Regions from separate parts of the Homo sapiens genome. Here region 2 is linked to region 1. Evidence: chromatin contacts called from ENCODE Hi-C data. All regions are on one chromosome and are shown on one strand. The core of a region is the stretch at or near the end of the contact, and the rest is flanking DNA. Distances in the headings are between cores, read along the strand shown. Region 1 holds the start of OR51A7 (olfactory receptor family 51 subfamily A member 7). Region 2 holds the start of OR51A4 (olfactory receptor family 51 subfamily A member 4).

What was found. A loop is a pair of places that touch in the nucleus more often than their neighbours do. Pooled maps may share reads with other maps.
Region 2: a map of breast epithelium shows a loop between it and region 1 (36-fold over the local background). The contact joins the promoter of OR51A4 here to the promoter of OR51A7 in region 1. A Hi-C loop is called at or near these places in 1 of 168 maps with a recorded cell type or tissue (breast epithelium) and 1 of 50 pooled maps.

Annotation. Positions count from the first base shown.
Region 1 is chr11:4,901,381-4,907,480 of GRCh38, reverse strand. It overlaps OR51A7 (olfactory receptor family 51 subfamily A member 7), which reads right to left and starts at 3,698. Exons shown (of 2, transcript NM_001004749.2): 1 at 3,637-3,698; 2 at 1-142. The coding sequence starts at 111. All of the region lies in intron 2 of MMP26 (matrix metallopeptidase 26), which reads right to left.
Region 2 is chr11:4,946,217-4,952,316 of GRCh38, reverse strand. OR51A4 (olfactory receptor family 51 subfamily A member 4) reads left to right here and starts at 4,712. Exons shown (of 2, transcript NM_001005329.2): 1 at 4,712-4,772; 2 at 5,155-6,100. The coding sequence starts at 5,217. The region is part of intron 2 of MMP26 (matrix metallopeptidase 26); the gene reads right to left.

The DNA.
Region 1 (6,100 bases), core at 2,449-4,948:
AAGCAGGTACATGAGGCAAATGGGGATGGAGAACCAAATGTGGGCATGTTCCAGTCCTGGGATCCCAATCAGAAGGAAAAGCTTGACTTCGGAGTTATTGAGAACAGACATAATGAGGGAGATATGAGCTCGTTAGCCGGATCTGAAACCATATAAATGAAAAGCAGTCATGCTTTTGGTTAAAACTCAGTTTTGTGAGGATAAGGGGTTCATTCGTATACTATACTCAAAGGCATATTTGGCTGCTAATCAACTGCACTCTTCAAAATTTACCAGAAGTCCTTAAACAAGTTCATATTCTCCAGCATGGTAAATTCACTTCTAACAACTTGTCCTAAGTTGGTGACTTTTTAGGATTTTTAGGATTTTTTTTTTTTTTTTTTTTAGAGGGAGTTTTGCTCTTGTTGCCCAGGCTGGAGTGCAATGGTGCGATCTCAGCTTGCTGCAACCTCCACCTCCCGCGATCAAGTGATTCTCCTGCCTCAGCCTCCCAAGTAGCTGGGATTACAGGTGTGCACCACCACCACCATGCGTAGCTAATTTTTGTATTCTTAGTAGAGATGGGTTTTCACCATGTTGGCCAGGCTGGTCTTGAACTCCTGACACAGGTGATCCACCTGCCTTGGCCTCCCAAAGTGCTGGGATTACAGGTGTGAGCCACTGCATCTGGCCCTACTTTTTAAGATGTTTAGCAAAATATATAAAACATATCAAAATGGAGCTGCTTTGAATCAGTAAAAAGATACTTAGAATCTTTTCCACTCATTTTTCCATACAGTCTTCAGCAGTACCCACGTTGGCTTTAAAATAAAATCTCTGAGCTTTATGTAGAAAGTTTGAAAGAAATAGTCTAAGAAAATAATCAGAGATCACTGCGAATATTTGGAAAACATTAAGTCATTAGATGCTATAAAGTAAATACATTTATAGACTAATTTACCTCTTATACTTATGAGGTAGGTACTTATGCACATTTTATACATGAGTAAATATACATGTTACATCAAGTGTTATATAAAAATAAACAACGATTTCTGTTCAAACACATTTGCCCTTTCATTTGATTTTAAATTATTTAACTTATTTGGGCGTTATTTTAAATCTGTAAAATGAATACAATCTTGGTAGGTTTTGATATTTATAGTTATTTATGAAGTTCCAAACAGAGATCTAGGTTCATAAACCACAAACAAGTATCTGTAAATATTAGCATTGATTACACAGTAGTTTCCAATAGAACATGTTGGAGAAATGGAGCAGTGGATAAGTACTTTGGAGTTACGTATTCTTATTTCTTCACGTACATATTCATGTATTAAATGTGGCACCTCCTCGCTTAAACACTTATGGTTCACACTTCAGGCTACCATTTTATTTCAAGAAACCATTTGAAGCTCTACAGTAGTATTGTGTTCATGTTAATCTTATCCATCTTGATTGGATTATTTAATCTTATATCTCTGTATTTAATTAGTCAGAGAAATTAGTCAAATAAATGCATATTTAGTCAAATAAATGCTAAATGAAAAAAATCCAAACCACCCAATTTCTGTTGGAAATGAAGCATTAAAATTTTGCCTACATAATAAACAGAACCTGATTTTATTTTAGAGTCTCTTTTAAAAAGCATACAAGTTTACTTTCAGAAGTAAAATATGCAATCTTGCAACTTATCATCAAGTTTTTGGCCTTCAAGGTAAACAGGTAAAAATTGGTAAAACTGTCAGAGAAACACAAATCTCTAAGACAATCATTATAAATTCCGCCTATATTTAATAAGCTTCCTTAGTAAATGCATAAATTAAAATTATGAAATTAATAATTTTAATTAAAAATAACAAAAATACAAAAGATGAAGGTAGAGCCAATGGAAGGCTAGAGAGAAGAAGACAAGCTATCCTCACTCCAGAATTTTTTAAACTTCAACTTGCAAGAGAAAAAAGTCATCAACCTTCAGTGGAAAACACAGGAGACACTGGAAATTGATTGAGCTCCTTTATATGGAAGCTTAACTGTGAATTCATACTGTATTTTGTGATTTTTTAGAGGATAATTGAAAAAAGTACATAGTAAATAACAAGCAGCCTTGGGCCAATATATTTTACTTTTGCTAGGTACTAAGAGACATTTTGGCAACTTGTGAATAGCTCTGCATCTTCTACATGGAAAAGGGCCTTGAACAGTTTGAGCATGACTCATTAATCTCCCACCATGGTAGTGAACCTAATGCAAAACCCAGGGTAAGTATAATGTGGAGACGGTAGCAGATTGTGAGATGTCATTAAAAGCATTCTCCTGTTATTTGCTGGACTGTGTTTTCTTAGCAAATTCAATTCTGATCCCATGTCAGTAGTCATAAAATAAGTTCTCACCTCTGAATGCACTTAACTCTTATTCCTTTTTATTTTCGTCTTTTGCTGAGGGATATTGACTCAGGTCTTTCAGGGAATGCATCTCTAGTGCATTTTTTATTGTGGAAGATTCTGCAGTGTTTTATAACGTACTACTTTCATGTAACCCTACCCTACCAAACTCCATTACTACCATGCACATTGACTACTCCATGTTAAAAGGTATAAAAAGGTTTTATTTATCCCCATGTATCTGTCATCAACATGACACGTGGAATATAAAAGGCTCTCAGCAAATATGTAAAGAATAAATGTGAATGGAAGAAATATAAAATATGTAGAATCATTTCTTAGCACTTTCTCCCTTTTTTTCTCTGGCAACAACTAAGGGATATTGATGTCCATTCTTTTCACTCATATTTTAAGCGGTAAAGTCATTCTTACACAGAGCATGCATTTGGATGTGGATGAACTTCAGAAGAGATAGCTCATCAAGGCTGTTTATTCAGAAGTACTGACATGATAGGTGGTATCTGAAACCAAAGAGTAAATGAAATCATACAGTAAAAATGTACATAATACAAAATTTAAAACTCATAGAACCCTGAGGAGCAGTAAGATTGTTGAGAGGATCTTGCAAAGGAATATTCAGAGAGGTGGAATATATGGAGGTAGAATATACAGAGAGGTGGAATATAGTAGATGCCAAAAGAAGAGAATGTTTCAAGGAAGGCAGTCCTCAGGTAAAATATTTCCCATACCACTTAGAATTGCTATTCTTTAAGGCAAAAATCAGTTCTCAAGCTAACGCACAAACACCTTGGTTTAAATCTCAGCATGGCAATTTACCCTGTGTGAATCTGGGAAAGCTGCTTAAGCAGTTGTTTGCTCTTCTGTGAAATGTGGTAAACAATGGTATCTACCTCAGAGTTATGTTAGGCTGTCTGATAGTCTCTAACACAATGAAGATAATCAGTAAATAGCAGAGATGAATAACTACTTCAATAAAACTTCCTTAGCCATTTTCCTTCCAGACATCAAGTCCTAGATTGGACAAGAGTAATTTATATTTTTTAATTGACAATAAGGCTTGCTTTTATTTGTCATATTATTAAGTAAATAAATCTCTACTGATATTAGGGCATTAGAAAAACACCCCGATATTTAACCTTCTTGTTTAACCGTCAGGGCATAATATATTCACTCTTCATGTATGCACACACACTGAAACCACTTACTCTTCCTCCCCATAGACATGTATTCAGATATAAGCAGTTTAACAAACCTTAGATTTAGGTTTCCAAAAGGATTTATAGCTCCTTAACCTTACCAGAACCAGATGCTCAGTAAGTTCCTGAAGGATAAAAACAAGAATTCTCCACTTTCACTTCCACTTTATCTAGAGGTACCTACTTCTCTTTTCCTCAGGTGACTAGACCCTTGAGAGTAATCAAGCTTACACAGAAAGGGTTAGGCCTGGGGCTGGTACATTACTTTGTATTCATTGTACCTTAACAGAAACTAGAGGCAAATTGTGAGACAAACTACAGGGAGACTACTCATCTGAAAGGTAAACATTTGAAGTTGAAGAAGCTTGACACATGGGATTTGTAGAGGTTGGAAAATATAGTTAAAATAACATGTTATCTATAATCAAAACACTTTATGTCCAATTCTAAGTCAAACCACTTAAACGTTCTTCATCTTAGCTTAATCATCCACAAAATGGAGATAGTAATCTATAAGTATCAAATATTTAGAAAAGCACTTTACAAACTATAAAATGGTTTACCAGTCATTCCACTTATTTGTATGATCCATTTTTGGCAAAATATTAACATTGAAATAGACATAGCCTGTCGTACTCTGTTAGATTTTTAAAGCAGTGTCTCAAAACTACATGCCTTCCACATTATATTGCATTCACTAGAACCGTCCGAGGAGTATCCTGCGTTTTATTCACATATTTCTATTTTATATGTCAGTTCCATCATGGTTTAAATTAAATAATAATTATTTAAGGCTATGAAACAATATAAAAATGTGAAGACAATTTAAGTAAAAATGTATAAAATAAGGATATATATATAACTGTTTTAAGTATTTCTTAAAGCATATTTCTAAGTTAAAAAGAAAAACTTTGGTTAAAATAATGGAAAGCCTTACATTAATAATAAAATAATTTTAATTAATACAATTTAATGGAATAATAATATAAAAGACACAACATGGCTCAAATACAAAATACATATATCTGTGAATAAGAAATGAATAGAAATTTAAAACAATGAGCAGGGATAAGCCCACTCATTGCTAGTTCCCATGTCTGGAGAAGACGATCAACTCCCATAAGATAAATGAGATTACATATTCTCCATGTTAAGTTATCTGAAGCAAATAGACTTATTAAATGTCATTGGGCTATTCTAGCAGATGCATTTGATACCCACCTTATTATCTTGGGACTTAACATTTTATTATAAGTTGCTAATTGGAAGAAAATATTTGCAAAAGACACAAGAATTCTTGAAACTCAATAAGAAAACAAACAACACAACTAAAAAGTGTGTCAAACAATAGCAAAGACATGAAACCAACCCAGGTGCCAACAGAAGGTTGGATAAAGAAAATGTGATACATGTACACCAGGGAATACTACACAGCCACAAAAAAAGAACAAAATCGTGTCCTCTGGAGCAACATGGATGCATCTGGAAGCCATTATCCTGAGCAAATTAACACAGCAACAGAAAACCAGATACTGTGTTCTTACTTGTAAGTGAGAAAAGATTCTAGAAAACAGATTGCCAATAAGAAATTCTAGAGTTGGATTCATCACTGTCTGCATCACAATAGGAACCACATCACTGGTTGCAGATGAAATGTTGATGGTCCCTGACATGCTGTAGCAAGTTATTGTTAAAATTTTCATCTGAAGTGAACTGTAATAGTACCCAGAGGAAAGGTAACTCACAAGATTTATTTATAAATAGAGCATTCTCTGTAAACTGGATTCTCTTACTGGCTACTTTTGTGTGTGTAACGAAAAGGGTCATGGAGGACTACTGTGGACTCCAATCTCAACCAAGTAGAAACATCAGTTTAAAGTTTTATGTCAGGTGCAGTGTTTTTACCAGGGAAGATTAAGATTAACCTGGATTCGATTATCAAGTATGTAGTATTTATGTGGCAAATATATTCTCTTCCATCTTCTATAATAAATCTATAATTTGAAAATACTTATTTTCTTTGGATATTTTGCATAATATTTTATTGACCCACTATATCAATGACAATATATTAATCAGGTAGACGAGCATGAAATGCAAGTATATTGGCATTCTTGTCAAAACACAGTGCTCTTTAGGTGGGAAAGGATAGAGATAAACACCCATACAAAAAAGTAGGAATCTTAAACATTAGAGAAGTTTTTAGGGATCCTGCGGTATAGGAAAAATTGCGACAGCCTCTCTCAGTTAATAGACAAACTAAAGCATTTTTTATCTTTTACCACCAAGAAGAAAGTACCACATGTAGTGACCTCCTGAAACCCCGGAGGCAGCATATGCCACACTTTGAGTGCTAATTCTACTCACATAACAGAAAGACGTATGCCCATGCTAAGACACAAGTAAGACCATCAAGCACAACTGAAAGAGCACAAAGAGGGGGCCGGGCATGGTGGCTCACACCTGTAATCCCAGCACTTTGGGAGGCCGAGGCAGGCGGATCACAAGGTCAGGAGATTG
Region 2 (6,100 bases), core at 3,463-5,962, 44 kb before region 1:
GAGCAATTAGTTGGCTTTAATAAGCATCTTATTCTTTCAGGATATTGTACATAGATGTCTCATTCAAGAGTCTCAAAGATAATCTGTATTTTTGGGGTTTTGGGCAGTCTTAATAAAATAAAATGAAAAATAAAATACAGATACATGAATGCCTATGGGGGAGGTGATGATTTATGGTGAACATAATGATTTGCACATGTTCCTGAAATGAAGAACATGGCAAACAACAGCAAACCCAATATTATCTTAAAGAAACGTAAACATTCTGAGGTAAAATATCATAACAGCAGACAGACTTGAATTAAAAGTTGTAGGAACCTTGTGAGCTACAGGACACTTAAGTGCTGCAAAGAAGTTGTTATCACCGCTAACTTACATGCTTCAGCTCTCTGTTTTGTTTCTATACGTGTTTTGAACAAAACTAACCCACGTAGTTTGCTAAATCGTGGGCAGACAAATAGGCAGTAGAGCACTTTTTCTCTCTCAATGAAGAGAGGAGAGAGAACTGTCACTCTCAGATCCACTTAAAAGAAAAATGTTTAATAGCTTCCTTAATATTCTAAGCAGAAGTAATCAGTATACCAAGGATAAAAACTTAATGTGACTGGTGCAATTGGTTCATATGCCAATCTCTGTGCCACAACCCCTATCACTGTGACTGTGATATATTAAAATGGCCATTCTCTTTCCAGAAAGTTTGGAGAAATGGTATCAGACAGGAACAAACAACATAAAAATTATTTTTTAAGAAACCTAACAACCCAGTATTTATCTACTAGAACAGCCAATAATGGCAGAATCACTTCAGTGAGAAACAATAATAACAAAAATATTATTTACAAAAAATGATCACTAAATGATAATCTAAGAAATCAGTTTATGTAACAGCCTGGAGAGAGTTCACTGGTAGCACTTTAAAAAGCATACATTATTCTGCATCAGTGATTAAGTACCTTTGTACCTAGCAGTAATTGTGACTCATGGAGAAATCAAGCCATCAAAGACAGACAGGTACCCAGAAATATGCCATTTGAACTAATGGCACTTATTCTGGAGTCATGAAAATTTTACATTTCAATCTTTATGGTAAGGCATTAAAATCACCCAGGGAGCTCTCAAAAGTTGTGATATTCAGGTTAACATCATAGTCAATTAAATCAGAATACCTAATTCAATTTTACCCATTCACATGTTGATGAATATTAGAGTCTTTTTCAAATGTTGGCTAATATGATAAAGTTCCTATAGACATTCTTAGAATGTGTTTGCTTGAAACAGGAACTAACTTTTTTAGAAATGATATTTTAAGTCATAGGGTAGGTATTTATGTACCTATAGAAGATAATGCTAAACTTTGTCACCAAAGAACTTGCACTGATTTACACATCTAATAGCAAAGTGTAAGCATTCTAGTTCTCCACATATTCACCACAATTTGGGATTGTTATTCTTTTTGATGTTAGCCATTCTAATGGGTATGATATAATACCTCATTGTGATATTAATTTGCATTTTTCCAAATGCAAATTGAACAGTGCAAGTCAAGTGCATTGCCTATTTTTTACTGAATTTTACTTATTCATTTGCAGTTCTTTACATATCATTTGTCAGATATATATAATAATAATATTTTTTTTTGATGAGAACATTAGAAATTTACTCTTAGAAATATTGAAATACAGAGGACTCAAATATTAGCTATATTCAGCATGCTGTGCTATTGTTATAAAATAATCGAATTTATTCTTTCTAACTTTTTACCTTTTGACTATCATCTCCAGACTCCCCCCATCCCCATCATCTAGTATTCATCATGCTACTTTGTTTCTATGAGTTCAATTGTTTTAGATTCCACATCTAAGTGAGAACATGCAGTGTTTGTCTTTCTGTGCCTGGCTTATTTTATTTAACATAATGTTCTCCAGTTCCATCCATGTTGTAGCAAATGACAGAATTTCATCCTTTTTTTAAGGCTGAGTACTATTCCATATGATGATATTATTTATTCCCAGAGGTCTTTCCATGGAAATGCTTTCTATTAATTAATTCTGTCTATGAAATTTGTTTTTCCTGGTTGTATCCATGGTTATCCCAAATCATGAAAATATTACCATAGTTTTTCTACAAGATTTTTTGTTTTACCTTGAATACTTAGGCCTATTGTCCAACTCAAATTAATGTTTTGATAAAACTCAAGATTTCTTTCTTTCTACTTGCATTTAAATTGCTCTATCTATTGTAAATACCATCTATTCCTTATAGAATTGTGTCACTGTCATAAATCAAGTGAACCTGAATATCACAACTTTTGAGAGCTCCCTGGGTGATTCTAATGCCTTACCATAAAGATTGAAATGTAAAATTTTCATGACTCCGGAATAAGTGCCATTAGTTCAAATGGCATATTCTGGGTACCTGAAATGGGTATGTATACCCTGAAATGGGTATACATACATTAGTTCAAATGGTATACATTAAAATAAGTTTAGTGTTTTATCTCTTTATTCTTTCAGTTTTGTTAAATTATGGATTTTTTAAAACTTGTTAAGGAATGAAATTTCTGCTTTGATGACATTATTTTATATCATATTTCTATTTTATTCATTTCTGATTTTACCAGTTTATTTTCTTCATTTTTTTGGAGATTTTGTTGTTATTCCTTCACTATCTTCTTGAAATAGAAGTTACATTTTTTGATTTTTCAACTCTTATTTCCTAATAAATAAATTTAACCTATAATTTTCTGTATAGGAACTGCTTTAGCTGTATCTCATCTGTATGATTTGCCCCCCTTCACTATTATTTCAGTATATGGGGCCAAGAGAAACCTCAACTGATTTGCAACATTTTGTTTTTTACAAGAACAATACTTCACGTCTCTAGAATGAGATATTAATAATTAATATACATGCCTCATTTTATTATTATAATTATAGCTGTATATTAATATTCTTTGTACATAAATAACACTTTTAAAACATATTATGTAAATTAAGTTGAAAATTAATACTAGATTACAATGTAAAAATCCTTGAGAATAGTTTTTACAATTGCTAAAACCCATATTTTTATTTCATAGCAAACGTAGCACAATGGGAAAAATAATAATAAAGATAAAAAAGATGCCAGTTTAAAAAATACAATCATTTATTCATTCAACAAGTATTTAATAAGCTACTATATGCCATCCACCATGATAGTAATGCACTGCCTGTCTTACTGTAGCTTACTTTAAATTGTCATGAAACAAATTGATTTGGTCCACAAAGTTGAACATTGAGCCAATGAACACATGAACATTGAGCCAATGAGCACATGTCCTTGTCAAAGCAATTTTCACACACACAAACATACACAAACTTTCTGCTATCTCTTTAATAAGAAGTACCTGGAGAAAGCTAAGAGAAAAAGCAACAGTGGAAGGAGAGAATTCTTGACAACATAACCAAGTGGGGCTTATTTTCATTGGGGATGCAAACAGTAGGCAATTGGCAACTAAGAAGTAATCATCACATAGTTTAAAAGAATTTATGGGAAGGTTATGGTAATACATTCTTATATTTCCACTCTTTAGTCAAGTAAATATTGAAATCCTTCCAATGACTATTTACTAATAGAGGTGAGTATATAGTTTTTTTCTCCTCAAGAGCCTTTTCCTTAGGATCTCTATACTAGCATGATTTTCACTGTTGCAAAGATTTGCAACTGTAGGACCAAATGTTTCATCTTATCCACTAGAATCAACTAGTAGTCAGTTTAGAATGCTAAAAATAATACACAATTCCAGCTGTACATTCAGTTCATAACTCCTTAAATATTGCTTGGCAAACCTGATAGCGTGCTATATACTTAATTATCAGTAATATAACAGACCTGAGTTGCTATCTTACCTCTACCCTACAACACTTCTGTGATCTTAAACAGAAGACTTCATCTTGAGAAAAATTTTCTTCATCAGTAAAATGAAGATAATGATATAACTTGATAATATTATTTAAAAAATTTCAAGATTCCAAATCATCATCTGGTAATGGAACTCAGTAAGTAAAACAATTTAATTTTCTAAGAAATATTGGTCATTATTGTGTGTAAGACAAAGAAGCTCAGATTTTTGGCTTGTAGATTCTTAAACATAAAGTCTTATTACCGAAGTAGGTCCCTTAAACAGGGAAGATTTGGTAAGGGAGAAAAACTTGTATAAGTTGGACAAGTTGGTTTTAAGGATATTTAATTAGTGATGTCTAATGGGTCTGGGGAGATGGATCCAGGATTCAGGAATAAAATCTAGGATAACACATTATGTCCTAGGATGTTTGTCCTGCAACACTTCCTTGAATACAGAATCAACTCACAGCATCTCTGCTTAGACTTGGCCTTGTGCAGACGAGTAATACACAAGCCAACTATCCATCAGAAGTATCCTAGTTTTGCAGATAATTTACCATGTCTATCTAATACCAGGCAATTAAAGACCTCTCCAACAAAATTGTTCCTTATTACAGACCTAGATGTTTGTTTCCTTGGTATCAACCATCTCTGTAGATTTACTGCATCTGCAAATGTTTATTCTTATTGTCAGACAAAATCTAGCCTTGCTGCAATCCCCAGAGAACTCAGTAATCCCAGAGCCAGTGGTTAGGTAGAAAGAATAAGACAAGCCCTTATATATAAGAGGAGTCTTTTGTGGTGGACAAGTTCAACAATACCTTGGGTTTGTATATCAGAATTATTTAGCTTTTATCAAAAGTGCTTACAAACATATCCACTTACTGGTAAGTACCCAGGTATTCTCATTTATTTAGCTTTCATTTGACTATTATTACTGGCAATTAATCACATAGAACTGAAGGTCAGAACATAGATCTGAGAGCAAGAAATAGAAGATTCCAGTTAATTGACCAGCGTTTACTAATATTTTACAGGAAAAAATGAAATCAGATGCGTAACTAAATACAAAATTTAAATCTGGATTCTCTATAGAAATAACATGTCCAGAAATAATTTTTCCAATGTATTATACGACAGATTATAGTCCAAAGCAGCAACCAACCATCTCTCTTCATGATGATAGCCACATAAATGCTTTGTTCTCTCAAAAGAAAGCTGAAAGAAGCCACAAATTTTAACACTGCTTTTTTTCTACTAAATTTACAGATATTCCTATTTTACCAACACAAGCATCTGTATTTTTCATAGCAGAGCCCTATGAATGAATCATGTCCATTATCAACACATCATATGTTGAAATCACCACCTTCTTCTTGGTTGGGATGCCAGGGCTAGAATATGCACACATCTGGATCTCTATCCCCATCTGCAGCATGTATCTTATTGCTATTCTAGGAAATGGCACCATTCTTTTTATCATCAAGACAGAGCCCTCCTTGCATGAGCCCATGTACTATTTTCTTTCCATGTTGGCTATGTCAGACTTGGGTTTGTCTTTATCATCTCTGCCCACTGTGTTAAGCATCTTCCTGTTCAATGCTCCTGAAATTTCATCCAATGCCTGCTTTGCCCAGGAATTCTTCATTCATGGATTCTCAGTACTGGAGTCCTCAGTCCTCCTGATCATGTCATTTGATAGATTCCTAGCCATCCACAACCCTCTGAGATACACCTCAATCCTGACAACTGTCAGAGTTGCCCAAATAGGGATAGTATTCTCCTTTAAGAGCATGCTCCTGGTTCTTCCCTTCCCTTTCACTTTAAGAAACTTGAGATATTGCAAGAAAAACCAATTATCCCATTCCTACTGTCTCCACCAGGATGTCATGAAGTTGGCCTGTTCTGACAACAGAATTGATGTTATCTATGGCTTTTTTGGAGCACTCTGCCTTATGGTAGACTTTATTCTCATTGCTGTGTCTTACACCCTGATCCTCAAGACTGTACTGGGAATTGCATCCAAAAAGGAGCAGCTTAAGGCTCTCAATACTTGTGTTTCACACATCTGTGCAGTGATCATCTTCTACCTGCCCATCATCAACCTGGCCGTTGTCCACCGCTTTGCCCGGCATGTCTCTCCCCTCATTAATGTTCTCATGGCAAATGTTCTCCTACTTGTACCTCCACTGACGAACCCAATTGTTTATTGTGT